2 separate regions of the Homo sapiens genome follow, and region 2 is linked to region 1. The links are chromatin loops, found by intact Hi-C in ENCODE. Cell type or tissue: GM12878. All regions are shown on one strand. Each heading gives the region's core, and the rest is flanking DNA. Links, peaks and the distances in the headings are about the cores only.

The links. Peaks named below come from ENCODE experiments on the same cell type or tissue, not always from the same donor. Only the 100,000 strongest peaks of a DNase experiment are listed, where the experiment ranks them.
Region 2: it touches region 1 in a loop (2.6-fold over the local background); 1 of 110 quality-filtered maps calls a loop at or near these places.

The regions. Positions count from the first base shown.
Region 1 is chr2:233,194,640-233,210,251 of GRCh38, reverse strand. INPP5D (inositol polyphosphate-5-phosphatase D) reads right to left here. Exons shown (of 27, transcript NM_001017915.3): 24 at 14,757-14,853; 25 at 11,876-12,157; 26 at 5,535-6,126; 27 at 2,349-3,546. The coding sequence ends at 3,544. It also overlaps the pseudogene RN7SL32P. Among named protein-coding and RNA genes, the nearest start is that of ATG16L1, 49 kb to the left of the region's middle. In GM12878, for the core only: no CTCF peak of the experiment used is centred there; a DNase peak (open chromatin) is centred at 7,561; H3K27ac peaks cover 2,447 bases.
Region 2 is chr2:233,091,501-233,107,112 of GRCh38, reverse strand. The region is part of intron 2 of INPP5D (inositol polyphosphate-5-phosphatase D); the gene reads right to left. Among named protein-coding and RNA genes, the nearest start is that of INPP5D, 39 kb to the right of the region's middle. In GM12878, for the core only: no CTCF peak of the experiment used is centred there; DNase peaks (open chromatin) are centred at 6,292 and 6,742; H3K4me3 peaks cover 1,317 bases; H3K27ac peaks cover 2,192 bases.

The DNA of each region.
Region 1 (15,612 bases), core at 6,511-9,010:
TCCCACCCATGGCCTACCTCAATAGAAGCACTGACCCCCAAGGCCCAGTGCACGCCATCAACATGTGTGGCCAAGTGCATGGAGGAAGAGCATGAGCTGGGTATGCCTGCTGTGAGATTAGTCACTGGTAAGCCTAGTGGTTCGGTCTGCTGTGACCTGAGAGAGAACTCACCAGTGCAGGCCAGCCAGCCCGTCAGAAAATAACAAGAAACTAGATTGCCTATACCTAGACTCAACCTCCCAGTGCGTTCCCTGGGTGGTTCAGATTTCCCAAAATGGGACCTTCGTGGGTGGCAGTGTCTGTGGGGGTGAGAACACACATTTGCATTATAAAGGGTCTCTGTCAGAGTGAAGGCTGGGAGCTGAGTTTGCTGCCTTGCAGAAAGCTTCTGGGCCTTCCCATAGCTGGGTCTCCATGGAAATTTGTTTGCCAAGAGAAAGGAGCTATTTTAAGGACATGCAAAGATGAGAACCTGGTAGGCTGGAACCAGGGAAGGTAGCTGTGGGAGAGAGCTTTTCTGAATGACTCACTAATTTCTCTCCTATCCGGGTGGGGAAAATGGTGTGGAAAAAGAATGGAAATGCAGGAAGGAGGAGGAGCCCGTGGCTGACTCTGTCCCTGCAGGTGGCACTGGCTGCAGGCGCTGCCCTCCAGGCTGCGGGGGGGTGGGGGGGGGGCTGCGGTGGAGGCACTGGGAAGAGCGCTGCTAGAGACTGTCCATCATGAGGGTAACACCTTCCTGTCGGCACAAACTCTGCTGCTCTCAACCAGCCTTCATAGCATCAAGCAGAGAAGGAAAAAAATTACCTCTGAAAAGGAACAGTGACTGTAGCAGCATCTGCAATCTCAGGGGGCGGTGAAATTCATCCTAGGAATGGAGCACTTTGATGAGAGCTGGCTAATTGACCTGCCTTCTTGATTAGGGAGCCTGGTGTAGGTGAATTACTTGGAGGTGAATTATGTAGGTGATAAGGAGGTGGGGATGTCTGGGTTCCCCCTCTGCCAGAAGGGGGAACCTGGGTGTTTGGAATGCCTAGAATTGTCAGGAAAGGAGAGACAGGAGAGAGACCTGGTCAAGGTGGAACCCAGATGATCACGGCAGCAAAAAGCCTAGGGAGAAAGTGGTCCGGGACCTCTCGGGGTGGGTGCAGGGTAGAGAGATGGAAAAGGCAAGGATGAAAATTCTTGCATTCCACAGCGTTTCCTGTTCTGAGCACCAGGTGGGCCTCAGCTGTCCGACCACGTGCAATCAAAGCCAGGTCCTCACAGCAGCCCTGGGTTTGACTGTGGTGGGGGCACTGCATTTGCTTGAGTGACTGGAACCCAGAGCAGGTGACGGGGAGCATGATGTATGCCCCAAACAGTTGCTCTCCTACCCGTATCTCCTGGGAACCCACAGAAATGCTGGGGAGTGCCTAGACATCCATCCTAAGTGGGCATGGGGCCTTGGGCTTGACATTCTCCCTGTGGGTGAGCAGATGATGGCACTTGTGTAGCAGGCCAGCCCACCCCAGCAGCCAGTGGGTTCCCCAGGGACCATGGGCATCCATGCCTGGGTCCTCAGCTCTGGTGATGGGGGCTGGGAGACTAAAGAATGTCTGGGTGTCTCCAGCTCTCTCTCCACCGTGGCCCTTGGTCTGTTGAATCAGAGGCTGGGGCCTGGGACTTAGGTCAGGTTCTACACGGACACCAGGCAGTGAGCCTGCAGGGCGGGGACACCTGAGTGGGGGTAGGGAGCCATGGTCCCAGCAGGCACTCAGTCCTGCCCCTGCTGGGCTCCAGGTGCCACTGAGGCTTGGGAGTGAATGGTTTGCTTGGAGGCTGCCAAAGACACGGCTCCAGGCCCTGCCTGGAGCCCAGGCCTGGTGTCTGTGAGCAGAAGCAGAGGCCAGGCAGCCCAAGGTGGGGCAGAGGCGCCGTGGAAGTGGCCCGCACTGTGCCTCTGGGCGGGGGTCTACTCCCTGACCTGGGAACCCATGACCTGGGGAGTGTTGACGTGTTTTTTTTGTCACTGCAGCTTAAGTGGTGAAAACTTATAAAAGCTGGGAGGAACTTGTGGGCTGCAGGACAGCAGGTTTGGAGGGGATGCTCGTGGCCTCTGGGTGGCCGCAGGGTGCTTGGAGTGCCAGGAAGATGTGTGGGTGGAAGGAAGGAAGGGGTGCGGTTTACTCCTGTTCCTAGTCCAGGACCAGCTTCAAACTGGCTCTATGGTGTCCCATCTGGTCAGGGCAACACCATCCATCACCACCATGAACCCTTAACTGCCTCAGTTGTGCCCTGTGCAGGCCCTGCCATCTAGAAGGATATCTATGGCTCCGAATGTCAGGAAAAACGCCACACACACAGCTGAGTGAGAAAGGCACAATTTATTGGTTACGCAGACTTCCATCATGGGAATGTGGGGTGCATTCCCTTCTGCATTCACACACACCACTGGATTTAGCTCCCTACATTAATTCTGCTATGTTGAAAAAGCAACATAAGGAAAGACATCACCCATCTATTCTCCTAATAACCAAGGAAGCAGAGCTGAAAGCCACAGAGATAGGAAGAAAAGGCTGCACTATTTCAAGAGCCTGGAACCAAGAGGCCCACCCTCCCTGGCAGCCAGGCTGGAGAGCACGGCTTTCGGGAGCAACAGCAAAGACTCTTCTACCAGCACGATGGAATACATGTTGGGGGGCTTGGCTTAACTGTGGCTGGTGATGGCTGCCCACCTCGAGGAGGGCACAGGGAACCTGGCACAGGCCTTGGCATCTCTAGCCCAAGCTGAGGCCAGATCTCTCCACTGGAGAATAGGAGCTGATTTCCTGCTCCTTCCAACCAAAGAACTGAGAAGCCAGGTAGATCCCTGCTCTCAGCCTAGCCATGCCGGAACCCGCGGGACTTTAGCTAAAGCAGCTTGTGTCACTGAAGCTGGACAGAACAGGCTTCTTGTACCCTAAACAAGCTACCCAGACTCTTCAGCTCCTTAAGGCCGAGCCCTTGTCTCACTCCAGGAGGGCACTGGGCTTCTTAATGCTTTCACCCCTCCGAACACACACCGTTTTAAACTGGTGGGTTTGGGCACGTGGTTTTAGGTGGCTAGAGCCTCAGCTCTCGAGGTCATCCTGATATGACGAATGTTCGTAAAGCACTTAGCACAGCACTTGGCACATCATGAGTGTTCGATCCATGTGGCCATTATTATTATTAATATTATTATTATCTATATCTCCACCCTCAAATCGGCGCTGCAGTTCCTTTCTTCAGAATGGCGCCCTCAACGAGGCACTGGGGTCCCAAGTACCAAGAGCGAGCTGGGGACCCAGACTGTTTGTTGCCCGTCTGGTGTGCGTTTTTCTTCCAGCCTCAGCACTTGGTGCTAAGTCTCACAGGCAGTGAACTCTGTGGGCCACACAGAAGCTAGGCCCTTTCCTGAAAACACAAAGCCTTGCATAGGAAGCTGGGCAGGAGGAGCCAGCAGGAGGTCCCGGGAGAGGGTCCAGTGGCTTCACGCCGTTCCTCTGGGCTCCCGACTCAGTGGCAGCTCACTGAGGGCTTCACTGTGGGACAAGAACAGAAGGGCTGTCAGGGCTCATTCTCACCAGGCCATGTTGAACTAAGTGGCCCAGGTCCCTGCATGCTGTGGGCTAGGCCAGGCTTCCTTTAACGTGTAGCTGAGAAGAGCCAGCACTCACTGCTCTAAGTACTTTACCTGCTTATTTAAAAAAATTGTTTTTTAGAAATGGGGTCTTACTCTGTTGCCTAGTCTGGAGTGCAGTGGTGCAATCATAGCTCACTGCAGCCTTGAATTCTTGGGTTCCAGCTAGCCTCATGCCTCAGCCTCCCCAGTAGCTGGGACTACAGGTGCATGGCACCACACCCAGGTACGTACCATATATATATATAAAATATATACACATATGTAATATGTATAGTATATATATATGAAATGATATGTAATGGATATCAATGTAAATACATAAATATAAATATATAATTTCTATATAGATGATAATACATGGTAATAATACATAATAGCCTACAATGCAATTCTCCTTCTAAGTCTATGAGGTAGGTACTATTAACAGCCCCTTTTTACAGATGGGTAAACTGAGGCTCAAGGCACAGAGCCAGGAGGTGGGAGGGCTGGGATTCAAATCCAACATAGCCTGACTGTTCTCTTTTTTGAGATGGAGTCTCACTCTGTCGCCCAGGCTGGAGTGCAGTGTTGCGATCTCGGTTCACTGCAACCTCCGCCTCCTGGGTTCAAGCAATTCTCCTGTCTCAGCCTCCCGAGTAGTTGGGATTACAGGTGCACACCACAATGCCCAGCTAATTTTTGTATTTTTAATAGAGACAGGGTTTCACCATATTGGTTAGGCTGGTCTTGAACTCCTGACCTCAGGTGATCCATCCACCTCGGCCTCCCAAAATGCTGGGATTACAGTCATGAGCCACCACGCCCGGCCTGGAGTCTGTTCTTAATCACTGTTAGTTTTGCTCAAAAAATTTTTTATTTTACATGAAGGAGAGGGAAAGTGTGCTGAATTCTCCAAAATATTGGGAAATTTTCAAGTATGAATGCGACTTAATAATAACAATGAGGCTGGGTGCAGTGGCTCATGCCTGTAATCCCAGAACTTTGGGAGGCCCAGGCAGGCAGATCACCTGAGGTCAGGAGTTCGAGACCAGCCTGGCCAACATGGTGAAATCCCATCTCTACTAAAAATACAAAAATTAGCCAGGCATGGTGGCAGGTGCCTGTAATCCCAGCCACTCGGGAGGCTGAGACAGGAGAATCGCTTGAACCCAGGAGGCGCAGGTTGCAGTGAGCCGAGATCACACCACTGGACTCTAGCCTGGGCAACAAAGAGTGAAACTCCGTTGTTGTTGTTTTTTAATTTTTTTTTTTTTTTTTTTTTGAGACGGAGTCTTGCTTTGTCACCAGGCTGGAGTGCAGTGGCGCAATCTCGGCTCACCACAACCTCTGCCTCCCAGGTTCAAGCGATTCCCCTGCCTCAGCCTCCCAAGCAGCTGGGACTACAGGCGTGCGCCACCATGCCCGGGTAATTTTTTGTATTTTAGTAGAGACGGGGTTTCACCATGTTGGCCAGGATGGTCTCGATCTCCTGACCTCGTGATCCACTGTGCCTGGCGAAACTCAGTTGCAAAACAAATTTATAATAACAATGAGATATAAATGATTTAGGCTCCTTTTCTTTATGGAATCTTCTTCCTCTGGGACTGACACTAGACTAAGTTTATCCACAGCCCCGCCTTTCTTCCTTTTAACAACTGCTGCAGAGGCAATGCAGGGTCAGGGATGTGTGGGACAGGCAGACCTGGGTTCAAATCCTGACTCTCCCTTCTCATGGAGCAGTTCCCAGGACCATCACTCGCATGTGTGCACATGCATGCGTTCACACATGCACGCACATATGCATGCGTGCACACACACATGCACACACATATGCATAGGTACACACATACGCACTCACGCATGCACACACACACAAATGCACACGAACCCACGTGTGGCGCAGCGCACCTGCATGGCAGTCCTGCCTAGAGGCCCTGGTGGCCCCTCCTCCGGCCGGTGCTTGCCGTGATGCGGGAGCTCGGTGTTGTCGCGGTAGTCGCGGCCCTTGGAGTGCTGGAGGTGCAGCACCGCCGGGCTCTTGACTGGCAGCGGCGGCCGCGGCGTCGGGGTGGGCGGGGTCTGCTGGTTGATTTCCGATCTGGAAGGCTTGATGGGCCTCTTGGCCGGCACCGGGGCCTGGGAGCTGACCGGGGTCTTGGGCTTCCCTTGGCTCTTGTCCCCGCCGGCCGCCCTGCCCTCGGCAGAGGATGAGCACGTGAAGGAGCGCAGCCGGGGCGCGGGCACCTGCTTGCCGGGCCCCTCGCCGCGATCAGCCTCCTGGGCTTTGGTGAGCACGATGCTGGGCGACAAGATGCCGGGTTCCGGGCAGGGCGGGGGTTCCTTCCGCGGCATTTTGGGGGATTCCTGGTCCTTCCTGGGAGCAGGCTTAGGGAAGGAACTCAGGGACCCATACAGGGGGTTCTCAAACATCTCGGGCTTCGTCAGCGGCAGGTCCTCCTGAGGCAGCGTGTCCCCTGCGTTCTTCCCCAGGTCACTGGGCCTAGAGCCAGGGACAGAGCAGGGAAGACACATGTCCAGGGGAGAAGACATGGGAGCATGGCTGCTTAATGGCTCTGGGTCTTTCTTTGGGGTGATACAAATGTTTCTGAACTAGATAGAGACATGTAACATTGCAAATTTACTGAATGGCACCAAATTGTTTTGTCTTGTTTTGTTTTAGAGACAGAGTCTCGCTCTGTCACCCAGGCTGGAGTGCAGTGGTGCGGTCATGGCTCACTGCTGCCTCAACCTCTTGGGCTCAAGCAGTCCTTCCCCTCAGCCTCCCAAGTAGCTGAGACTACTTGGGAGTAGCTGGGAGTAGCTAGGAGTAGCTGGACATTGCTGGGAGTAGCAATGCCTCCAGGCCTGGCTAATTTTTTAGTTTTGTTTTATTCTGTAGAGATGGGGAGTCTCACTATATTGCCCAGGCTGGTCTTGAACTCTTCGCTTCAAGCAGTCCTCTCACTTTGGCCTCCCAAAGTGCTGGGATTATGGGCATAAGCCACTGTGCCCAGCCTAGCAAACTGTTCATTTTGAAATGGTTAATTTTATGTTAAGTGAATTTCACCTCAAGTGAAAAAAAGGAAGAGGAAACAGTACTGTGTTCATCATACGTTGTCCTCAAAGACAGCCTCAGTTCTGGCCTGGGACCTTTTCCACTATAAAACCTGTTCACATCAGAGCATCTGTGAGCAAGGGGCATGGCACTGGAGGATTTGTGGGAGAAATGAAGTGAGAACTTACATGGCACCTCAGTATCAACCCCTCATCCTCATCAGATGAGCCTGCTCTCCACAGCCCCTTCCCACCTCCCCAGTCAACAGGCCTCCTTTCCCGGTTCCTCCCATCCCCACCCCGCAGCCTCTCCTCTGACTCCAGCAATTCTGCTCCGACCCAGCATTTGCATGACCGCTCAGGAAGGCGATCACACCTCCTCCTCAGGAACCACTTGTGCTACTTGAGGGTGAAAGCTCAAGAGGCTCCATCTACCAAACTCATGTGTGAGACACTTTCCCAGGCACAGCAACACAGCCACAAACAAGGACAGAATCTGAGCTCAGGGGGCCCGACATCCCGGTTAACACAGTGTCCTTCCCAGCCACATGAAGTCCTCTCCCTGGAAGCCTCTCCTAACTCACAGTGGAAGGAACACGTGGTGGCTGTGGTGCAAGTCAGAGGGAACTTGGACACTTGCGAGTACTGGGGAAGCCAAGGCCAGTAGCTAGAAGAAAGGCCCACTCAACTCATGGGCAGGGGAAGCTCCTGTGTTGTGACCCAAAGTAGGCAAGTGCTGCCTTTGCTTGTTTGTGTTCTGATTTATCACTGCTCTGACTGGAGGTGATTTCCTGCTGAGCAAACTATGAGAACGAGAAATGGGAACACATTTTACTTCCTGACTAGCAGCAGAATCTCCCAGGGGAGTGTTCTGGGTTCTGCTTTCTACAGAAAAGGAAGCTATCGTGAAGAAATTGTGGATCGCTGGGAACCCACTGAGCTGTTGAGGCTGTTGCGCCTGTTACTGATGGGATGTGCACTGAGAAGCTGCTCACAGGCACTCAACAGTGACTCTGGGGAGCAGGTGTGGGCTCAGGGGACAAAGGCGGGATGTCGTCCTCACACAGGTGCCGGTGAGAAGCCATGGAGCTCCAGGGAGGCTGGCCTCCGGGACACACCAAAGGGAGCCTGACTGTGCACCTGGGGGTGTTGCCCATTAATTTTTGGAAACACCTTAGAGCAGGTGCATACATAGAAATGCTGGGGCCTCAAACAAGGACTTTGGAAAGGGCCCCCTCCATGTTCAGCCCTCTTCTGACCCCCGTGTGGACCCTCAAAGGCCGTTGCTGTGAGTTAGCCAAGGGAAGAGGGCACAGGAGGGTGCAACTGGCATGGTCACAAGTTTTCAGATGAAGGAGCAAGAAGTCCTGACCTCTGACCACCCTCTCTCAGGGGCTGAGATGGGAGGAGGGGGCTGACTTCAGAGAACTGGGGGCAGGACCAGGAAGAGCCCTGGGTGCAAGCCCTTTTGTGATTCTAAAGCTCACTCCTCTGGGAAAAGAGCAGTGAGATAGAGACCAGGGAAGCCTTCCCTCTAAGAGGAGGCTTCTGTTGCACTTAGAGAGGGGAAGCTTGGTGGGGCGGGCGGGGAAGACTGGGGAAAACCATGAAAAACTCAAAAGTAAGTCTTATTCCCCTGACCAAAGGTAACAAGAAATTGACTCCTATAGCAGGCCACAGTTGTTGAATAAGGGAACCGATATCTAGGGGACGAGTTGATTCCTGCAGCAAATGACTGTACTTCTCAGATTCAGGAGACGAGTCTCATCTCCAAAGCAGCTAAGCACTGGCCAGGGGCTGAGAAGAGTCCCCTTCCTAATTGCACAGCTTCGATCTGGGGTCACCAGTTGTCCTTGCTTACGCAGGACTGAAGGGTTTCCTGAGATGTGGGACTTTCAGTGCTAAAACTGGGACAGTACTTGGCAAACCGGGAAGGTCAGTCCCTGCACTTGGGTCTGGGTGATGGTGGGGAAACACTGATGGTGCTTGGAACACCCCCTTCCACAGCCTTTGCTCTGGCTGAGCCTGGGACCTGGAGCAGCGGAAAGGGATGAGGCAGGTGTGCGAGCTGCAGGGCTCCAGGCTCCAAGCGCCTCCTTGGTGAGCAGTGAGTTAGAAGCGTACCCTGGGGGCCCCTTGCCCGTGGATGGCAGCCTGTCTGCAGCTGTCACCATGGGGCTGTGGGGAGCATGCTCCCACCAAGCTGTGTGCTCGTTGTTATGCACCAAGATCCATTCGCTTTGGGAGCTGAAAAGCATTCACTTACACAAATAATCATGCTCCTTTTTCTTTCTGGTTGCTTAGAGCTCCATTTCCTGGGGTCTCCAAAGAGGTGGCCACACAGGCACCTTGATACCCACTGAATAGTGCCTTTTGTCCTCATATTTCCAGGGCAGGAAACTGAGGCTGTTTCTCCTCCCTCCAAGTTTCTTAGGGAATGACCAGGGTCTGACACCCTATCAACAAACTCTGTACAGAGGCAGAGAGAGAGACAGCTGAGCTGAGCTTCAGGGCTATCCTGTCCTGTCCTTTTCTCTCTCTCTTCCTGACTTCCTCTCATCTATTTATTTATTTATTTATTTATTTATTTATTTATTTATTTATTTATTTTGAGATGGAGTCTTGCTCTGTCACCCAGGCTAAAGTGCAGTGGCATGACCTCAGCTCACTGCAACCTCCGCCTCCCGGGTTCAAGCGATTCTCGTGTCTCAGAGACTCCTGAGTAGCTGGGATTACAGGTGTGGGCCACTACGCCTGGCTGATTTTTGTATTTTTAGTAGAGATGGGGTTTCACCGTGTTGGTCAGGCTGGTCTCAAACTCCTGACCTCAAGTGATCTGCCCACCTTGGCTTCCCAAAGTGCTGGGATTACAGGCGTGAGCCACCGCGCCTGGCCTATCCGTTTCTTAGAGCATATCTCGCATATTTTGAGAAATGAGACTGTCAACAGCTTCTCCATCCAGAGGAAGACCCTGCCAGGTCAGGCCTGGGAAGGGTGGAACTGGAGGGAGCTGGAGGACAGTGTGATGGAGAACACACCGCTGCTGGCTCTGCCCCATGTGGCGGACAGCACGCAAGTCCTCATGGAAAAAGGATGAAGAAAAAACCAGTGTTAGAGGAAGAGAGGCTGAGAGTGAACCCCTGAGGTTATGATAAGCCAGCAAAGAGCCTCAAGGGAAGACAGTGCTCAAGCTATCTTGCCCATCTTAAATCGTTGGTAATTGGGCCTGCACTTTCACGTCTGTCTGTCATCCTGTGGCTACTAGAAACATGTAGAGCTCCCCACTTGTGTATCCACGAGGTACCCATGGTTGGCTCTGCTCTGTTCCAGCAGCACCAGAGAGCGTCTGTGCCTTTGGGAAGTGCTGACCCTGTTCCTCGGCTGCGTAGCCCGGTCTCCTATCTGGCTTCCATTCTTCTGCCTGAACCAGTTCTAGACTCAGATCAGTTTTCTCCACCGTCCGGGGCTTCCCCAGAGTTTCAGGGCCGGGCCTCCTCTCTCTGCAGGCTGGCTGCCCTGCCTTTTACATCCCTAGTTCCAGTTTCTAACTAAGTGTCCCCTACAGGAGAGACTAGGAAGCTGCTTATAGAATGGGGAACCTCATGGTCGAGAAAAAAGAGGGGAACTGGAGGGTGCGAGCAGGCTCTACATGGAAACTCCCACCCTGTTCCACAGGGCCCTCTAGGGAGCGGGAGATGCCCAAAGGTTAACTAGCTCTAGAAACATTTTTTTTCTTTTCTTTTGAGATGGAGTCTCGCTTTGTCGCCCAGGCTGGAGTGCAGTGGTGTGATCTCAGCTCACTGCAACCTCTGCGTCCCGGGTTCAAGTGATTCTCCTGCCTCAGCCTCCCGAGTAGCTGGGACTACAGGTGCGTGCCAGCACATCTAGCTAATTTTTTGTATTTTTAGTAGAGATGGGGTTTTACTATGTTAGCCAGGATGGTCTTGATCTCCTGACCTCGAGATCTGTCTGCCTCGGCCTCCCAAAGTGTTGGGATTACAGGCGTGAACCACCGCACCTGGCCATTTTTTTTTTTGAGACGGAGTCTCACTCTGTCACCCAGGCTGGAGTGCACTGGTGCAATCTTGGCTCACTGCAACCTCTGCCTCCTAGGTTCAAGCGATTCTCCTGCCTCAGCCTCTTGAGTAGCTGGGATTACAGGCGTGCACCACCACACCTGGCATTTTTATGGAGTCTCGTTCTGTCGCCCAGGCTGGGGTGCAGTGGTGCAATCTTGGCTCACTGCAACCTCTGCCTCCTGGGTTCAAGCGATTCTCCTGCCTCAGCCTCTTGAGTAGCTGGGATTACAGGCATGCACCACCACACCTGGCATTTTTATGGAGTCTCGTTCTGTTGCCCAGGCTGGAGTGCAGTGGTGCAATCTTGGCTCACTGCAACCTCTGCCTCCTGGGCTCAAGCGATTCTCCTGCCTCAGCTAGGATTACAGGTGTGAGCCACCATGCCTGGCTAATTTTTGTATTTTCAGTAGAGACGGGGTTTCACCACGTTGGCCAGGCTGGACTCGAACTCTTAACCTCAAGTGATCCACCCACCTCAGCCTCCCAAAGTGCTGGGATTACAGGCGTGAGCCACCGTGCCCGGCCGAAATTTGTTGTTTTTTGAGACGGAGTTTCAGTCTTGTTGCCCAGGCTGGAGTGCAGTGGCGCAATCTCGGCGCACCGCAACCTCCACCTCCTGGGTTCAAGCAATTCTCCTGCCTCAGCCTCCTGAGTAGCTGGGATTACAGGCATGCACCACCACCCCTGGCTAATTTTGTATTTTTAGTAGAGATGGGGTTTTTCCATGTTGGTCAGGCTGGTCTCGAACTCCCGATCTCAGGTGATCCACCCGCTTTGGCCTCCCAAAGTGCTGGGATTACAGGCGTGAGCCACCATGCCCGGCCCAAAACATGTTTTTTGATATGTATATAGTTTTTATAGGAGGTTCCTTTTCTTGGCAATATCTTTACAAATTTTTACCCTTTAAAAAGCAATCGAGTTGCACTAACAGGTTAGGACATGGAAGACTCCACATACATGTCAGGGGCCTGCTGTGTTCAGGCCCCAGGGATAAGTCATGAGCCAAGTGGACACAAATTGTGGCCCTTATGAGGCTTCCATTCTAGGGTGAAAGCCCAAAGCCCAGGGCGCTTTCATAAGGAGGGAGGGAGCCGTCTTAATGAAGAGGATGCTCACCTTGACTCCTGTGTCCTGGGAGGGAGACCCCGGTTTGCTGTTGAGGGTAAAAACTTCTTGGGTGATATGGGCGGCTGGCCGGGAGGTGTCGGAGGACTTTCTCCCCTGCAGGGCCCCAGCGGGGAGTCCTTGGGCGGCTGGTCGTAGCTCCAGGCTGTGGGCTGCTGGTCAGGGGACAAGGTCTGCTTCACGTGCAGGGGCATTGGTGGCCCAAAGGGCCCCACTCCCATGTAGTTGGGGTTGATGATTTCAGTGATGCTGGAGCCACTGCACGGAGGGGCCCTGCAGGGAGGACATGGAGTCACATCTCAGGGGTCCCTTCCCTTCTCGGGGTCAGCACCAGCCCAAGGAAAGTGTCCTCTGATAACCCTAGGGCTCTCTCGAGCTCTCCTCAACTCCTTCACCTCTTGGGCAGTGATCCATTCATTCATTCATCTATCCATGCAACACCGTGATTACTGAGGGCCTCGTAAGCACCTGGCCCCAGGCCGGGAGGAGGGAATATGGCTGTGAGTGAGGCAGCCATGGTCTCTGTTCTTATGGAACTCACTTTTGATGGGAGAGAAAAACAAGCTCAGTGACACAGAGACACGGTATTGATGTAGTGCTGAAGTCTGAGAATAACAAGGGGCAGAGATGGGGACTAGTGAAGTGTTGGGACCAACTGGGCATTGGGTGACCCCAGGAGGCCCCATCTGAGGAGGTGGTCTTTCATCTGAGATAAGAAGATAAGCAGATAAGAGAGAAAGAAGGGGAGACTGTTCTCGGCAGTGGCAAGAGTACATGCAAAGGCCTCCAGGTGAGAGGGGTTTGGCCTGTTCCTGGACGGTCCGAAGGCTGGTGAGCAGGTGCAGAGGATGGAATGAGAAGCTGGCAAGGCTGGCAGGGCAGAGAGATGGTGGGGGGGTAGCCTGGGTGGCAGGAAGGAGGGGATTTTCAGGGCAGACTCCAGCAGGGGTTCCTCTGGAACACATCAGCTCACACATTTGTGTGTGCAGCGTCAGCATAGAGACAGCCATGTGCATATTTAGAAAAATGAGTGTGAGGTCACAGAGATCAAGGTTGGAGCCTGGAATTGGGGGCAATCAGCTTAAAGCTATGGAGGGGATGGCCCAGACCCAGGCAAGGTGGCCCCAACAGACACACTGCACGCTGCCACTGTGTCAGGCACCGGCCTCCTGAGAACTGAGTTCTGAGCGTATAGGCTGTCAGGGACACTCCACAGCTCCCATGTGCTCTGCCAGCCTGGTTCCGAGCTGTACCTTGTTCCCATCCACCACTGCCTGCTTCAGAAATAAATGCTCGTTCTCATGCTAGTCAAAATGGAAAAGAATTTGTTTCCCTACACTGATCCTGATTCTGGAACACAGTAGACACTTCAGAGCCAGGATGCATTTGCTGATGGGATTATCATGGGAGGGAAAGAGGGAAAGGGGATGCTTGTGTGCCCACGGCTGTGAACATCGGAAGCTGGAAGTGGATCAGGGAATGTGCTAGAGATGAGAATTCCTGTGTACAGCGGGGGTGGCTGGGGTGAGGGCAAGGGTTGGTGGGGATGAGTTGTGGGGAAGGGAGGGAGGAGAGGAACAAGCTATGTCTGCTGCTGGCATGGTTCTGCCTCCTCGGCTGGTGAGCCGGCAAAGAGACCAGAACTTGATTCTGGATCTCGGAGACCACATCGGTGAGTTAGGGCAGCCCTGCTACCAAGGACGTCTGTATTCTGGTAATACAGACTTTAACATCTGTACTATTCTCAGTTCAGTCTCTGCCAAGAGCAACCAGTGTGCATTTTCCCCCAGTGATTTTTCTTGCTAGTGGATAGGGTGGGGTTTGGTGGCCACAGATCCCATGATTGCTGGTGTCCTCTGTCCCACAGGAGACACAGCCACCATTTGTAGACTTGGAATCTCTCCATTCTCTCCGCAGTCACTTCTTCATGCACTAGGCCGCAAGTTCCTAAGTCAGGGACTGCACTGAATTTGCCTTGATTTCTCTAGAACTGGACACATCACAGGGACTCAACAAATGTTAGCTGAGTCAAACTGAACTTTCCGTCACATTAGAATTTCCCCAGCTTTGTCACAGTCACATCAACCTCTCCAGCGGTCAACAGACTCGCAGAGGAGGCAGGAGAGCACCTCTCCTGGGCTGGAGCTTCTTTCTCCTGTGTCCTGGGTTTCTCTGTGCTTCAGTTCACCTTCTCACAGGCCCTGGGTTTGCAGAGCCATGCTAGTGTTTTGTTTTGTTTTTTTTGAGACAAGGTCTTACTCTGTCGCCTAAGCTGGAGTGCAGTGACACAATCACAGCTCACTGCAGCCTCAGCCTTTTGGGCTGAAGCAATCCTTCCATCTCAGCCTCCTAAGTAGTTAGGACTACTACACCCAGCTAAGTATTATTATTATTTTTGAGACAGAGTCTCGGTCTGTTGCCCAGGCTGGAGTACAGTGGTGAAATCTCGGCTCACTGCAATCTCTGCCTCCTGGGTTCGAGCAATTCTTGTGCCTCAGCCCTCCAGAGTAGCTGGGATTAGAGGCGTGTGCCACCACCACGCCCAGCTAATTTTTGTATTTTTAGTAGAGATGGGGTTTTACCATGTCGGCCAGCCTGGTCTCAAACTCCTGACCTCAAGCAATCCACCGGCCTTGGCCTCCCAAAGTGCTGCGATTACAGGCATGAACCACCACATTTTTTTTGTAGAGACAGGGTCTCGATATGTTGCTCAGGCTGGTCTCAAACTCCTAGGCTCAAATGATCCTCCAGCCTTGGCCTCCCAAAGTGCCGGGATTATGGGCGTGAACCATCGCACCCGGCCAAACCATGCTAATTTGTCATGAGTCCCTGATATCCACCCCCCCCAACACCCACCCCACGCCCACTTTACCTGCTAGTGACTTCCCACTGCTTCATGGGGTCGTGGCTGGTGAGGCTCTTCAGGGTCTTTGGCCCACTGGATTCATCACGCTCCGTCTTCACAAAGTCTGGAAGGAAAGGGACGGGAAAGAGCATGTGAGGGCCCAGCTTCCAGAGCTTAGGCGAGGGATGGCAAAGGGGTTTCCATTTGCAGGCTGAAGCTGCACAGTGAATAGTGAGTACCTGGAGAGGTGAGTTAAGCAAGATTCTGAGGCCTCCTAAGAGTTCAGTGATTGATTAGTTATGCCTGCAGTGGATCCACAGAGAGGAGAGTTGGGATCCAGAGTTGCCATTTCATGTGACATTTCCAACTTACTGGTCTCAGCAAGAAACAAAACAGGCAAGTATGTTTTGTCAGATTAAAATAAACAGGCCAGGTGTGGTGGCTCATGCCTGTAACCCCAGCACTTTGGGAGGCCGAGGCAGGTGTGTCACTTGAGGTCAGGAGTTCCAAACCAGTCTGGCCAACGTGGTGAAACACTGTCTCTACTAAAAATACAAAAATTAGCCAGTGGTGGGCACCTGTAATCCCAGCTACTCGGGAAGGTGGGGCAGGAGAATTGCTTGAACCTGGGAGGCGGAGGTTGCAGTGATCTGAGATTGTGCCACTGCACTCTAGCCTGGGCTACAGAGTAAGACTGTCTCCAAAAAAGAAAGAAAGAAAAAAAAAGGCTCGGTGCAGTGGTCACGTCTGTAATCCCAGCACTTCAGGAGGCGGAGACAGGTGGATCACTTGAGGTCAGGAGTTCCAGACTAGCCTAGTCAACGTGGTGAAACCCTGTCTCTACTAAAAATATAAAAATTAGCTGGGCATGGTGGTGGGTGCC
Region 2 (15,612 bases), core at 4,911-7,410, 100 kb after region 1:
CCCCATGAGCTGGGATTCCCACTGGGATGTTGAGATCATCAGGTCCCCAAATCTCTGCCATTCACTCCCTAGTATCTGTGCCATGGGAGTCAGGCCCATGCTTTCCTTGAAGATTCAAGCAGCTTAGAAAGTGCTTTGAACCCCTCACATCAAAGGAGCTCAGGATGGAGGGCTGGAAAATTGACAGCTTTGGCTGATACTGAAATGACAGCTCTGAAGTCTCTGTTAATGTCACCAGGATCAGAGCAAGGGGACAAGGATGACAATGCTCTCCATCAGCAGGTGCTCTGGGTATTTGGATGGTGGAACCCTCATCTGGGAAACTCAGGTCCACAATTAAGAATCCAGGACAGGATGCGTCCTTGATCACTAGAGTCACAGCTGACAGCTAGAAACTGTGCCTCATACCTGGCATCACAGTGAGCTTTTCAGTTCACTATGGGAAAGGTTTCTGCACTTTCTCCAAGAGCTTAGGTGCACTGGAGAAGCCCAGAGGAGGAGGAGGGGTGCTGTGGCAGAAGGGCCCTTCCCTGCTGCAGGGCTTTGCAGCCACGTCCTTGTAGCACCTTGCACTAGAGCGTGATGAATCTGTGTCTCTGCCCCACTGATGTTGGGCTTGGCCACATGACTCTGGCCAAGCCAGTGCAATGTGGGCAAAAGCACCAGTTCTGAGCTGAGGGCTTTAAGGGCACATTGAGTTTCTACTCGCCCTCCTGGGCCCCTGCAATCTGCCATAAGAAAGGATGGCCAGGAAAACTCCAGCCCTTCAGCCTGGCCCAGGAATGAGGATGTTAGGCACAGACCTGGACATGATTAGAAACCTGGAGTCCAGCCTGGTTCAGCTGAGTCCAAGACAGCCCAACTAGATTAGCCAACCACAGCAGACCTGCAGACCCAGGAGTGGAAAGTCAATGTTTGCTGTCATTAAGTATTGAGATTTGAGGCTGTTTGTTATGCAGCAAACACTGACAGATACAAGTGTGGTGGGAAAAATAAACTTTCCCCCGGGGTCTTCCTCTTATTGAAACTTCATGACATACTTATCTTCATTAACCCATGGGGAAGCTGAGGCTGCGAGAGATAAGGCAACTTGTCCAATGTCACACAACTTGTTTTATCATCAGTATCTGCCAATAGGGACAAATCGTCAAGTTCCACATGCTCATTCCCATAGCGACTGCTCTCTGACCTCCCAGTGGCCACTGTCCCTTCATCTCATCCCCTGTGCAGGCCTTCGGGCCTCTTTGGACCCCACCATCTCTCCAACAAGCCAGAACCCCACTGTGGCCCCCCAGAGCCACTCTCTCCCTGGCACCCTCCACTTGCTGGCAGCCTGTCCTCCTGTGGCCCCTGTCCTCGAAGCTACTCGTCAAGATCCGCCCCACGATCACCTGCTGCCCTGGGCAGGGCTGAAGGAAAGCAGAGCTGGTGGTGCAGCAGCCAGCAGGCGGCCCGCTTGCGGTCACTACCCTCTTACCCTTCCCTTCCCCTCTGGCTCTCTTCCCCCCGGCTCAGCCCCCGGCATCAGGGACCAACACAGACCCAGGCCCTGCCCACAGTCCAGCAAAGGAGCAAGACACAGAACCATAAACAACTAAGAAAATATGACCAGGTGCAGAGGCTTGTGAAGAGAGGACAGTAGCTTGGGAGGGTGCTCCGGGAGACTCAGCCTGGTGGATCAGGGAAGGATTCACCAAAGAAGCTACTCTGCAGCTGAGATGCTCCTACTTCAGGTGAATAGGAGGTGGTGGGGCAAAGAGACAGGGAGCACCCTGGCGGGCGAAGGGAGCGGCACTGGCAAAGCACAGGTGTAGATAGAAATGACGGTTTCCAACCATAGCCAGGTTCTTACAGAGAGCGCAGCTGCTGTCCTACCCAGTTCCCTGGGACCCACTGACCGCCCCCCTGCTCCCATCCCCACTTCTGGGGGCTCTGTTGCTTTGCTGCCAAAGACCTAAGCCTGGTGCCTCAGACGACTGCCCTTGGGCACTGGAACCACCTCACCTATGGGGAAATCCAGGAGAAACCCGGGAGGTCCACATTCCCTATCCCTACCCAAGACAGCCAATGGGGGCCTGGAGTACATGTGCAAAAGCCCAGTTTCTTGCCTCCCTGTGGGACAAATTTGGAGGTGCAATTTATACTCCACAGCTCCTGTGAGATCAGGCCAGAGGTGAGACTTCACCTGAAACCACACCTGGTTTCCCCCTCTTCCCTGTCCTTTGTCCCCCACTCCCTTACTGGTTTCTCCTGGGAGCCCTTCTTTCATGAATTACTGGTACCAAGGCCTAGGATCTGCTTCTGGAAGAACCTGACCTATGGCGGTCAGCTCTCAAAATCAATCCTTGCACTTGTCCATCTCAAGCCTGTCCTCAACAGCTGACCAAACGATTCACCGTCAAGTCCTCAACTCAAGCCTCTCAGCACTGGGAAAGAATTTGGACCCCCCAACTTTATAGAAGAGCTGATCAGACATGAAAACCTTAGCTTCCTCTTCCTCTTCCTCCCCAACCATGGCCCATGAGGACCACGACCATCCCTCCCTGAGCCTACCCCCCATGGCTTCAGCACACTTCCGACCTCACCTTCTGTTTGCCCTGATCAGTCCCAAATCCTGCTCTTTAGCAGGGCCTCTGTCCCGTGAGTCCCTGAACCAGCTAGAGGGGATACCAGGGTGCCCTAAGTGTGACCGAGCATGCAAAGAAGCCTCAGCATTGAAGATGAAATGCATTGTGCATTTACCTCAGTGTTGGAAATGAATGAAGAAAAGGATGAATATTTTTTGAGTACTCAAACAGCTTCACTTAAGTTTCTGTTAGTCTTCCTATTTTACAGATAAAGAAATGGGGCAAGGCAGGCAGATCACTTGAGGTTAAGAGTTCAAGACCAGCCTGGCCAACATGGTGAAATCCCATCTCTACTAAAAATACAAAAATTAGCCAGGTGTGGTGGTGCGCACCTGTAATCCCAGCTACTTGAGAGGCTGAGGCAGGAGAATCACTTGAACCTGGGAGGCAGAGGTTGCAGTGAGCCAAGATTACACCACTACACTCCAGCCTGGGCGACAGAGCAAGACTATGTCTCAAAAAAAAAAAAAAAAAAAAAAGGCAGGGCACAGTGGCTCACACCAGTAATCCCAGCACTTTGGGAGGCGGAGGCAGGTGGATCATTTGAGGTCAGGAGTTCGAGACCAGCCTGGCCAACATGGTGAAACCCCATCTCTACTAAAAACACAAAAATAAGCCAGGCATGGTGGTACATGCCTGTAATCCCAGCTACTCGGGAGGCTGAGGCAGGAGAATTGCTTGAACCTGGGAGGTAGAGGTTGCAGTGAGCCGAGATCATGCCACCACACTCCAGCCTGGGCAACACAGCAAGTCTCTGTCTCCAAAAAAAAAAAAAAAAAAAAAGAACTACTTTTCTGAGAGAACACCCTAGCACTGGGCAGATCACCCCCTCGGCAGGCAGCCAGGATACAGAAGGGCCAAGTGACTTGCCCTGGAAGTGGCAGAGGCAGGACTTGAACCCAGATCTCAGGTTCCTTCCTCTAAGTTCTACGCTCCTGGACTCTGAAAGATTGCCGTTCTCCAATCTCTCTGCCTGTGTGTTCTGGTGCCTTTGACATGAGGCAAGCCTGCCTTGAGCTCCATTCCAAGGGCCTAGTTACTGGTGCAAAGCCCTCCCGTCTCTCTCAACATCTGTGCTGGATAGAGAAACCCAGGAACATAGACCAGGACAGCCATTGTGGAGAATAATCAGGTACAATTTAGGCAAATTAAATATGAGCATATGCTATGACCCAGCAACTTCACTCCTGGGCATATACCCCAGGGCTCACTTTGACAACCCACCTATATGGGTTGTCATTCTTTGTGCAGCAGAGATTTGCAGGGAACCTGGATGCCCATCACTGGGACAGTGGACAAGTAGTGTGGTCAAGGCATACATGGGGTGTTTTGCAGCAGCCAGAAGCAAGAGCTTGCTGTGCACGCAGCAGCATGGAAGATCCTTTGGTGAAAAGGGGGAACACAGAATGAAAGCTATGATATGACTTCAGTCAATTTAAAATGCATGCACCCAAGACAACAATAGTGTTTTGTAAGAACATATTCAAATAAAAAGACACCCATTCAAATGGTTTCCTAGGAAGGGGAGTGTTATACAAAGTGCAATATGGGGACAGAAGGGATTAAAACAGTTTGTAAAGTCATGGCTTTGTAGTGAGAAGGCGCTGTGGTTTTTTGGTTGTTTTTTTTTTTTTTTGAGACGGAGTCTTGCTCTGTCGCCCAGGCTGGAGTGCAGTGGCGTGATCTGGGCTCACTGCAAGCTCCGCTTCCCGGGTTCATGCCATTCTCCTGCCTCAGCCTCCCGAGTAGCTGGGACTACAGGCGCCCGCCACCACGTCCAGCTAATTTTTTTTGCATTTTTAGTAGAGACGGGGTTTCACTGTGTTAGCCAGGATGGTCTCGATCTCCTGACCTTGTGATCTGCCCGCCTCGGCCTCTCAAAGTGCTGGGATTACAGGCGTGAGCCACCGAGGCGCTGTGGTTTTGATCACATAGCCTGACTATGAAAGACCGGTTCTTAGCTCTGCTGTGGCTTCTCTGATTTGAGCTGAATTAATTGCCAAAACATTCTGTGCCTCAGTTTCTTCCTCTCATTCTGGCCCATGGGGAAAATCACGAAATGTGAAACTTGGTGTGAGTGAAGCAGGCGAGGTGTGGGACACTAGGGAGAGGCGGGGACTGGGGCCCATGGGGGAAACACCCCTTCAAAGGCAGCAGCTTCCAGTTAGCTCCAGTTACAGCATCATGGGGTAACACAGGCCTTGGGTGCTAGAATTTTAAATTTTTCAGAAGGTAAAAGTCCAGATTCCTAGATGAAATCTCCGATTTTTTAATGTTTGTGACTAAGTTTTAAAACACCATGTCAGCTACGAATGTCAATCTTAGCTCCACGACCAACTGGTTGTGCGATCTAGAGTACAGTATCTAACTCTCTGAGACCAAACCAGTTTCCTTGGCCGTGAATGAAGATTTCAAGACCTACTTGCCCAAGTGGTTTAACGAACTAACAGAGCCCGGGGCGTGGCTCCCAGTCAGTGAGAGCCACGGTCATCATGCAGCACCTGCTCTGCTAACTGTGCTAATGGACCAGCAACTCCCATTTCTCAGATAAATAAACTGAAGCTCAGAAGAATGGGCAGTTTGACCCTGATCACACAGTCAAGGAAGCAGACCAGGCAGGTAGAAAAAACATCCTTCCCAAACCTGATCACAAGGAAGAGGTAAAACTGATTAACTTATAAATAAGTTAATATAATATAATGTAATTATAAATATAATATAAATAAATATAATTTATAATAAATAAATATATTTATATTATATATAATATATATTATTTATATAATATGCAATTACTACTTATATAATATGTAATATATAATATCTATTATATGTTATATATTTAATAATAATATAATATATAATTATATATTATAATTATTTAATAATTAATTGATTTTAATAATGTTATATGACATATATGTCATTATTAATTATAATATAATATATGATATATCATTATTAATTTATAAAATAACTTATAAATAAGAGTTTGGGGATTAAAAGAGCTCTAAATAAAAAGAAGTGATTATTAATCTGTCTGACTCCTAACAGGTGTGACAGGAGTCTCTAATAAAGACGTCTACAGTCCTAGAGGCAGGCAGACCTCGCCAGGACTTGGCAGATGTGAGCTGATAACACACATGCCCATGGGGTGCTGGCACTGGCTCCTACAGGCTCAAATCCCAGTTTTCCAGGAACCCCAAGAGCTGGTTGTGAATGCAGCCACTCTGGTGGGAGCTGTGGTTAGAGTGTCTCCACGGTAGAAATAGGCAAACACTACAAATCACGGGCTTGTTTTCTTCCCTGGAGAACTGGTTGTCCAAGGTTTACCATGGCATGTGGTCCAGTGACATTGACCCTTTTGGCAAAATCATCCCTTCAGTCCCCAGAGACCAGACCTCCTGATACACCCGCCTTCCCTTCTGCATGGCCCCCATCTCCAGAAAGCAAGTTTGGATCAGGAAGAAATGCAGTTAGCACAAGATGGTGAATGACTCGTTGGGGGCACACGGAGGGGATTACCGTTCAGTGAGGAACACTGAAAGATGGCAAAGGGCCAGACCACGACAGGAAGCTTCCGCCTTCTTTGAGGGGTAGGTGAGATTGTCTGAAACCAAGAAATGCCAGAAAGGGACAGTAACAGTGTTCTGGGTGGCAAGTGCAGTGACAAAAGTGAGCCCTCCAGCTCCCCAGTGGGGCCCACCCTGCCCTCTGGGGAAAGGAGGCTCTAACAGGAGCAGACAGGTCACACCTGCAAAGGAACTGAAAGTCACTGCTCTGAGGAACTGGGACCAAACCCCAAGGCAGAAAACAGGCTGTGACGACCCCAGCTTCCGTAGAACCAAGCCTCATCCCAGGGAAGAGAGAGAGCTCTGGGTGAGCGAGCTCAACCGGGGGTGCCCATGAGTCCATGGGGGATGCTGAGAGGAGAGAGCCAGGACACCTGAGGGCAGGCCAGGGGGAATTCTGATTGTCACCGGGAGTAACGTGGGCTGTTTTGGAGTTTACAGTGTAGTGAGCTTGACGTCCACCCCAGGCAAGAGGCTAGATGAGATTACTAACAGCATGATCTGTGAGGAGAGGCAAAGCAGGTGCTGGGCCTGGGAACCAGCAGGAGGTCACTGGGAACACACCAAGTCAACTAAACCTGTTTACCAGTGTGTGGTTGCTGGCCTCACAAGTTGGGTAATTAGTTGCGTCTGATGAATATCATAGCTCAGTGGCCTACAGCAGTCAGGCGGGTGATGTAAATGAGTGGAACAGGCTGCGAGTGAGGCGACAGGGCGAGGTGGGGATGGTGACACATCAAAGAGAACTGCCCCATTGAAAGGGAATGCTTCCACTCTGATATGGTTTGACTGTGTCCCCACCCAAATCTCATCTTGAATTGTAACTCCCACAATTCCCACGTGTCGTGGGAGGAACCCGGTGGGAGGTGATTGAATTATGGCGGCTCTGTTCTCGTGATAGTGAATGGGTCTCATGAGATCTGATGGCTTTAGAAATGGGAGTTTGACTGCACAAGCTCATTCTTCTCTTGTCTGCCACATGAGATGTGCCCTTCACCTTCCGCCATGATTGTAAGGCCTCCCCAGCCACGTGGAACTGTGAGTCCATTAAACCTCTTTCTTTTGTAAGTTGCCCAGTCTTAGGTATGTCTTTATCAGCTGCGTGAAAACAGACTAATACACGCCCCACCCCAGCTACATCACTGTGGAATAATCAAGGGTATCAGATCTTCAGATTTTTCAAGGAAAGCTGAAAATCCAGATTATTATGTAGAAATCTCTGAATTTTTAAAAATGCTTGTAACTGGTTCATAATTTTTAAAAATATGGGTTGGGTGAACAGAACACTAAATCCAACATAGGGGCCACCAGATTGTGATCTTTAATCTGATATCTATAGGTTTCCATAAAGCATTTTATGGGGTTCATTTGTGATTTTGTTGTTGTTGAAGAGCACAGGGAGAGAGATGGGCCTGGCTGAGGCCACACCAGTGTCAGTCCAGACATAGGCGTCTGTGCTGTTGGTTCCTCCTTTCATTCACATCAGCAATTCAGATAAGGATCCAGGAGGCAGGCCTTCCAATGTGGGGCTGCCATCCAGCTAGGAGGATGGCACACATGCCAGGTGCTAGAGCCAGGATGAAGCTGACCTCAATGGTCTGGAGTAACGGGCTGGTGTAGCCATGGGAAGTTTAGGACAAAACAATCTAAAGTTCCAAGTCTCGGCTGGGCACGGTGGCTCACACGTGTGATCCCAGCACTTTGGGAGGCCAAGGTGGGTGAATCACCTGAGGTCAGGAGTTCGAGACCAGCCTGGCCAACATAGCAAAACCTCGCCTCTACTATAAATACAAAAATTAGCCAGACATGGTGACGCACACTTATAATCCCAACTACTCCGGAGGCTGAGGCAGAAGAATTGCTTGAACAAGGAGGCGGACGTTGCAGTGAGCCAAGATCGCACCACTGCCCTCCAGCCTGGACGACAGAGTGAGACTCTGTCTCAAAAATAAATAAATAAATAAATAAATAAATAAAAATAAAGTTCCAAATCTAGCTTAGCAGGAGCACATGTGAAAAAGACGATGGCATTTTAGTCGATGGCAAATACATTGTGAAGCTGGATCGCTGAATGGGCGCCCCCTGGTGCCACTGTCTGTGAGACTGCACTCGTGGAGGGGCGCCCGGTGGGAGGGTCAGTCCACTCTGCAGGCCTTGGGTTCTGAGACCCCCATTAGGAAGGACAGGCACCAGGTTGAGTGTGTCATGGGAGGTGGATCTGGGATGGCCTGGGGTTAAGAGGGGCGTGCGGAATGGCTGAAGTAACCCAGAGGGTTTGGCCTGAAGAAACCTCAAGAGAGACCTGCCTGGTTTTTCAAACAGTTGAGGCTTCCATGTATCTCCTGAGGGGAGAACCGGGATCCAGGAGTGGATTTTATAGGAGGCCGATTTCTGCTCTATTCAAGGAACACGTTAAAGAAGACCAGAACTATCTAGAGATATACAGGTTGTGGCCTGAGAGTTTCCTGGTGTCTGGCCCTGACCACGCCTCCAGCACCACGTCTCACCAAAGAGGAGCCTCGCAGTGGGTTGAGCTGGCTCAGAAGACCCTGTGGCTCACCACTGGCTAAGTTTTCCAGCTCCTATCCACGGTGCTGGTCCCATTTGGGCACCATTCGGTGAGTGCCCATCTCCCAGCACTCCTGTTGCACTCCTTGTCTTTGACTTGCATCCTCCTCCTGGAGCAGAAACATCCTTGGAAATCGGAAGTGAGACAACCAAGGCCGGGTGCAGTGGCTCATCCCTGTGATCCCAGCACTTTGGGAGGCTGAGGCAGGTGGATCACTTAAGGTCACGAGTTCGAAATCAGCCTGGCCAACATGGTGAAACCCTGTATTTTAAATCTACTTAAAATACAAAATTTAGCCAGGCATGGTGGCGCATGCCTGTCATCCCAGCTACTCAGGAGGCTGAGGTGGGAGAATTGCTCGAACCTGGGAGGTGCAGGTTGCAGTGACCGAGATCGCGCCACTGCACTCCAGCCTAGGCGACAGAGTGAGACTCTGTCTCAAAAAAAAAAAAAGAAATGAGACAACCAAAAGCACCATGCCACTGATCTGCAGCATTGCACGGCGGGTCCCAGCCAGCACAAAACAGATCAGAACAACTCCCCTGTCCCTAAATGAGTTGCATTGGAAGGAACAGACTGTCTGCCATTATTTGCACAAAACAAGATCATTTACCTAGGGAAGCCAAAAGAATAAATTCAGAAACTATTAAAATGAATAAGAGAATTCAGACAGATATTTAAGAGTACCCTACCGAAACTATCACTTTCCTAGATACCCACAAAACCTAACCAGAAAATGTCATGATGGAAAAGGAAGATTCTGTTTGCAAAGGTAATTAAAGCTACATCACACTCAGTAACAGAGCAGGTTTAAGAACTATATGGAGAAAGCAGAAAAAAGATATAAAAGAAAAGCTGAATAAATGGAGAGAGAAACCATGATCTCAAATTGAAGGACTTGATGTTATAAGAACATAAGTTATTTATAAATTAACCTATTAATTACATGTAATTGCACAAAATTCTAACTGGGATTTTTTCAGAGAACTTGACAAGCTGATTTTAAAAATCACCTGGAAAAGAAAATGCATGGCAAGCAAGGACTAATGAGAATAATAAATGGGAACTTAGTCTGCCAGATAAGGAAACACACAAGAAAGCCACCTCGATTAAACCTATGCAGCTGGGTCAAGAGTAGATTAATCTATCAATGGAACAGGAGGAGGCGTTTCAAATCAGATTAGGACTATGGGGGAAATTAGCACATGATATAATGGCATTGTGAATCAATGGGAAAAGGATGGGCTATTTAATACGGTGTTGGCTATCCATTTGGACGGTGAAGTTATAGTCCCTATTTTATACCAAACATAAAAATAAATAAAGAGCTAAACATAAAAACACATTAAAAATTGTTAGAAGAAAATAGCATTTTCCCTAAATAAATAATATTGGGATGGGTGATTCACAAAACTCAGAATCCGTAAATGAAAACATTTGACTACCTAATGGTTTTAAACTTCCACATGACAAAACGCACCATAAACAATGTTTAAAAACATTGCAGGCTGGAGAAAATATTTTCATATAACTTACCCCCAAAATTAATATACAAAACATATAAAGGGTTTTTAAAATCGGAAATATTTTTAAAAAGGAAAAAATGGAAAAAGAATATAAATAGGCAATTGACAGGAAAAGAAACACAAATGGTGAATGCATATATGAAAATAGGCTCAGTGTCATTTCTTTTGAGATGGGATCTCGCTCTGTCACCCAGGCTGGAGTGCAGTGGTGTGATCTCGGCTCGCTGCAACCTCCGCCTCCCAGGTTCAAGTGATTCTCCTGCCTCAGCCTCCTGAGTAGCTGGGGTTACAGGCATGCGCCACCACGCCTGGCTAATTTTTGTATTTTTAGTAGAGTTGGCATTTCACCATGTTGGCCAGGCTGGTCTCGAACTTCTGACCTCTGGTGATCCGCCCAGCTCTGCCTTCCAAAGTGCTGGGATTATAGGCATGAACCACCACGCCTGGGTCATTAGTGTCATTTCTAATGAGAGAAATGCAAAATAAAATATTGCGATCACATATTTCACTCATTGTCTGCTGAAAATTACAGGCACTGGTAATGTCCAGAATTGAGATGTGTGAGCATCATGAGGACCAAGAGACACTGGGTGAGAAGGTCACTCGGAAGAGCCCCGGGCAAAGCAGTTTGGCAGTATTTTACAATCATATACGCATTCCTTCAACCCAGTAATAGTTTTTCTTGGAGAAAGCTTGTATGCACAGTCACAAGCAAGCCTTGCTTATTGTAGCATCTGTCTTTTGTAGTGAGAACAACAAAAAAGAAAATCATCTATGTATCCATCCATTATCGTTCAACTGTTAAAAAGCACAAAAGATGCATGAATGAACTTGGATCCATCTCACGGACAGATTGCTAAGGGAAGAAAGCAAATCGCAGAACAGTGTATACGGTATTATCCTATTTACAAAAACAAATATAAATATATAAAACATTTGAAAACAGTATCTGAGAAACTGTCAACAGTGGGACTAGGGTGGGGGATTTGCAGGACATTAGGGTTACCAATAGGAGAAGGGGATCTCTATTTCCTATGTATTTCCTTTGGTACTGTTTTAATTTTTTTTTGACCAAGCTGAGATATAACTTTTAAATGTAAAAAAAAAATTATTTTAAAAGTTCTATCTCCATTTTGGGAAGCCAAGGTGGGAGGATTGCTTGAGCCCAGGAGTTGTTTTTTTTTTTTTTTTTTTTTTTTTTTTGAGACAGTTTCAATCTTGTTGCCTAGGCTGGAGTCCAGTGGCTCGGTTCACTGCGACCTCTGCCTCCCAGGTTCAGGCGATTCTCCTGCCTCAGCCTCCCAAGTAGCTGGGATTACAGGTGCCCACCACCACCCCCTCCAGCTAATTTTTGTATTTTTAGTAGAGATGGGGTTTTACCACGTTGGCCAGGCTGGTCTCGAACTCCTGAGCTCAGGTGATCCACCCGCCTCGGTCTCCCAAAGTGCTGGGATTACAGGCGTGGGCCACTGCGCCTGGCCAAGCCCAGAAGTTTAAGAACAGCCTGGGCAACACAGTGAGATCCTATCTCTAAAATACAAGTTCTATCTCAACACTCTTATGTATGTGCAATCTTGTGTATATAATCTATCCCTTAAACAAAAACCAAAAACTATCCTACAACAATATCACCCTGCAACTTTTTTATTAATGTTTGAAATCTTTCCAACTCATTACACACAGCTCTACTTTAATTTTTTAAGCAGCTGCATAGTCTTCCATTGGCTGGACCACAGTGTATTTAAGCAGTTCCCTCTTCATCATGGTTAGGTTGAATGCTAACCTAGGCAACATGAGGTTGTTTGTTAGGATTCTTCTTTGACCCCTATTTGAAATAATGCTGCAGTGGGTGTCCTCGTATATATATCTTTGTCCATGTGACTTGTTGGACAAATTAGGGGTGGGAGAACATTCCTCACTGCACCCAGACATTACGGATGTTGATAGACATTGGCAATTTGCCCTCCAGAGCATTTGTCGGCATTTGCACTCCCTCCCGTGGTGAGTGAGACTGACTGCCATTCCCCCAACCCACACATGGTCTTCAAACCCTAATGTGCATCAGGATCACCTGGGGATCTTGTTCAAACGCTGATTCTGAATTCCCGGGTCTGGGACCTGATTGTCCACATTTCTAACAAGCTTCCAGGTGATGCTGATCTGCTGGCCTGTGGACCAGACTCTGAGCAGCAAGGTTCTAGAGCAATGATGCCCAGTGAAAATGTAATGTGAGCCTTATATACAATTTTAAATTTTCCAGCAGCCAGATTTTAGAATTTTTTTTTTTTTTTTTTTTTTTTTTTTTTGGGATGGAGTCTTGCTCTATTGCCCAAGCTGGAGTGCAGTGGGGCAATCTCAGCTCACTGCAACCTCTACCTGCCGGGATCAAGCATTTCTCCTGCCTCACCCTCCGGAGTAGCTGGGACTACAGGCATGCACCACTAAGCCCGGCTAATTTTTGTAATTTTAGTAGAGACGGGGTTTCACCATGTTGGTCAGTCTGGTCTCGAACTCCTGACCTCAAGTGATCTGCCTGCCTTGGCCTCCCAAAGTGCTGGGATTACAAGCATGAGCCACCATACCCAGCCTGGGAGTTTTTAAACATCGGGATAAAATCAATTTGATGAATGTATTTTATTTAACCCAATATATCCAAAATATTAAGATTTCAATGTGCAATAAAATTATCATGAGATATAGGACATTCTCTTTTTTGGGGGGGGAGGGGGTGTATTCTAAGTGCTCTGTGACCCCATGTGGCCTGTGGCTGCAGCACTGGCCAGCACAGCTGTAGAGAATCTCTTGGGCTCTACCAGGCAGGGGACCACGGCAACATCTGTTTCTCAGACTCCAGGGAGAAGCACAGGGAAAACGGGCCAGGAGGCAGAAGAAGGGTGCTCAGGAGGCATGCATAGCGTGTTCTTCTGCCAAGGGAGTGTGGCCTGAAGCCACCACTGGGCAGGTGGCAGGAGAGAGCCAGTGGTGGGACCAGCTCTGGACGTCATCACATTATTATTGACAAATTTTTGCAAATCTTTTCACCCCAAAATTGAAGACTGTCCATCTCTACCATCTCTAACAAATGCCTCATTGAACACTTGATGAGCTTAACATAAAGTCTTTTTTTTTTTTTTTTGGAGACAGTGTCTCACTCTGTCGCCCAGACTGGAGTGTGCAGTGACGTGATCTCAGCTCACTGCAACCTCAGCCTCCCAAGTTCAAGCGATTCTCATGCCTTAGCCTCCTGAGTAGCTGGGATTATAGGCAACTCGCCACCATGCCTGGCTAATTTTTGAATTAGACAGAGACAGAGTTTCACCATGTTGGCCAGGCTGGTCTTGAACTCCTGACCTCAAATGATCTGCCTGCCTCAGCCTCCCAAAGTGCTGAAATTACAGGCATGAGCCACTGCACCTGGCCTTACCATAAAGTCTTGAAGACCATTTTTAAGATGTCAAATATATTCCAGACTCTAAAGTTACATTTTAGAGAAACATATCTACACTGATAGTTTCCCAAGAAGGAAGGCTTATTTCCATGTCAGGGGATTTTACTTCTGTTTTGTATTTTCAATTTGAACTTCCTCACCCTCACTACTGCCCTAAGAGAAAAAGCAGAAATTATCAATATTAATCTGCCGTAATCCTTCTCTGTCCAAAAAAAGAAAAGAAAGATTAGACAAGAGAGGAATGCAGTGGCCCATCAGACCACGTGAAGGAGACCCTGACTTCACAAAGCCCTCAGGTTGAAGTCTGCTTATTGTTCCATTTCTCTCAAGACACATTCTTTAATTTCTCTTTCTGTTTCTTCCTGGGTAACCATTTTTATCTTAGAGTCAAGATTCTTTCACCCATGCCTTTTTCATCCAGCGGAAATCTACTAAGCCCTGTCAGGGGCAACGTGTCAGGTGGGGCTGAGGAATGAAGATGGCTGTAGGGGTGCTGGGGGCTGGGGTGGGAGCACCCCTGGCTACGTGGGAGCCACTGACAGTGATGGGCCTGGGGCTCCTTGGCCTGTCTCAAGATGGAAGAAGGGACGGGAGATTGAGGGATAAAGGGATGCTGTTGGGAGCATCCAAGGCCTCCTCCACCTCCCACGTTCAATGTTTGCCTTTGAAATTGCCGTTTCCTTCTGCCACATGCAATTAAGGAAGCTCATCCCCTTGCTATTTCCATTTCCCCTTTCCTTCTCACCCCAAGCAAAGGTCCTGTATTTACATGCAGCTCCATTTAAACTCCTCCCCTTCGAGAATTTAACCACACATCTTTTGGTACCTCACACCCGTATAGATGGCATTCATCATTGCACAGGCTCATCAATGCTAAAAACCTGCCCTAATCATTATGTTTCAAAAGCCCTCATGGTTCCACTGGGCCCAGGAAGGCAAGCAATCTCCATTTTCCCCATTGCCCAGAGCCTATGAGGGATATTTTTATCCTTAATTACATATCCCTGAGACGCTCTTCTTTCCAGCTTGCTTCTTTTCTTTTCGTAAAACTCTTGAGGTACTCTGGGGAAGACAGAAGTGACAGCTGGCAGACCAGCCCAGAGTCCCCAGCCCTGGGAGCAGCCTGGAGAGAAGCTGCCTGAGGGGGCAGAGCCTGGGACGGCTCCCTGATAAGCCTGGCAGCTCGGGCCCCCAGTCACTCCGGCCGCCCGCCTGCCTCATCCCAGACCCAGCGCCAACCTCGCAGAGCTGATTATGAAACATTGGCCCTGAACGCCTACATCTTGGGAGGCTTTGCTAATCTTGTAGAATGAATCAGATAATTTCGGAACAGGAAAGCTTTGGGGGTCTCCACTCTCCTTCCCTCCTTGGCCTTTCCCACTTTGTTTGTATTGCAAATTTACTCCTTCATTCAATCATGCAGCAAATGTTTACTGAGCACCTACTCTGTGCCAGGCATCCTTCTGGTGCTACAGAGACAGTGGAGAGCAAGATGGACAAGGTCTTGGCTCTCGTGAGTCTTACATCCTCGTGGTGGAGACAGATAATAAATGAGTGAGTCAATACAGAATCAAGATAGTTGCTGCGGTAGAAAAAATAACGGCCTCCGCCTCCCAAGCCCTCCTTATCCCTGGAACCTGTGGCTGTTATGTACCATGGCCTGAGGGAGATAAGGTTGCTCATGTGCTGGCCTCGAGGTTGGGAGAGGATCCTGAATTATTCAGCTGTTCCCAATCTACGTTCAAGAGTCCTCATAAGGGGAAGAGGGAGGCAGAGAGTCAGAGCCCTAGAAACGGCATTATGAGAAAGACTTGATGGGCCATTACTGGTTCTGAAGACAGAGGAATGGGCCATGAGCCAAGGAATGCAG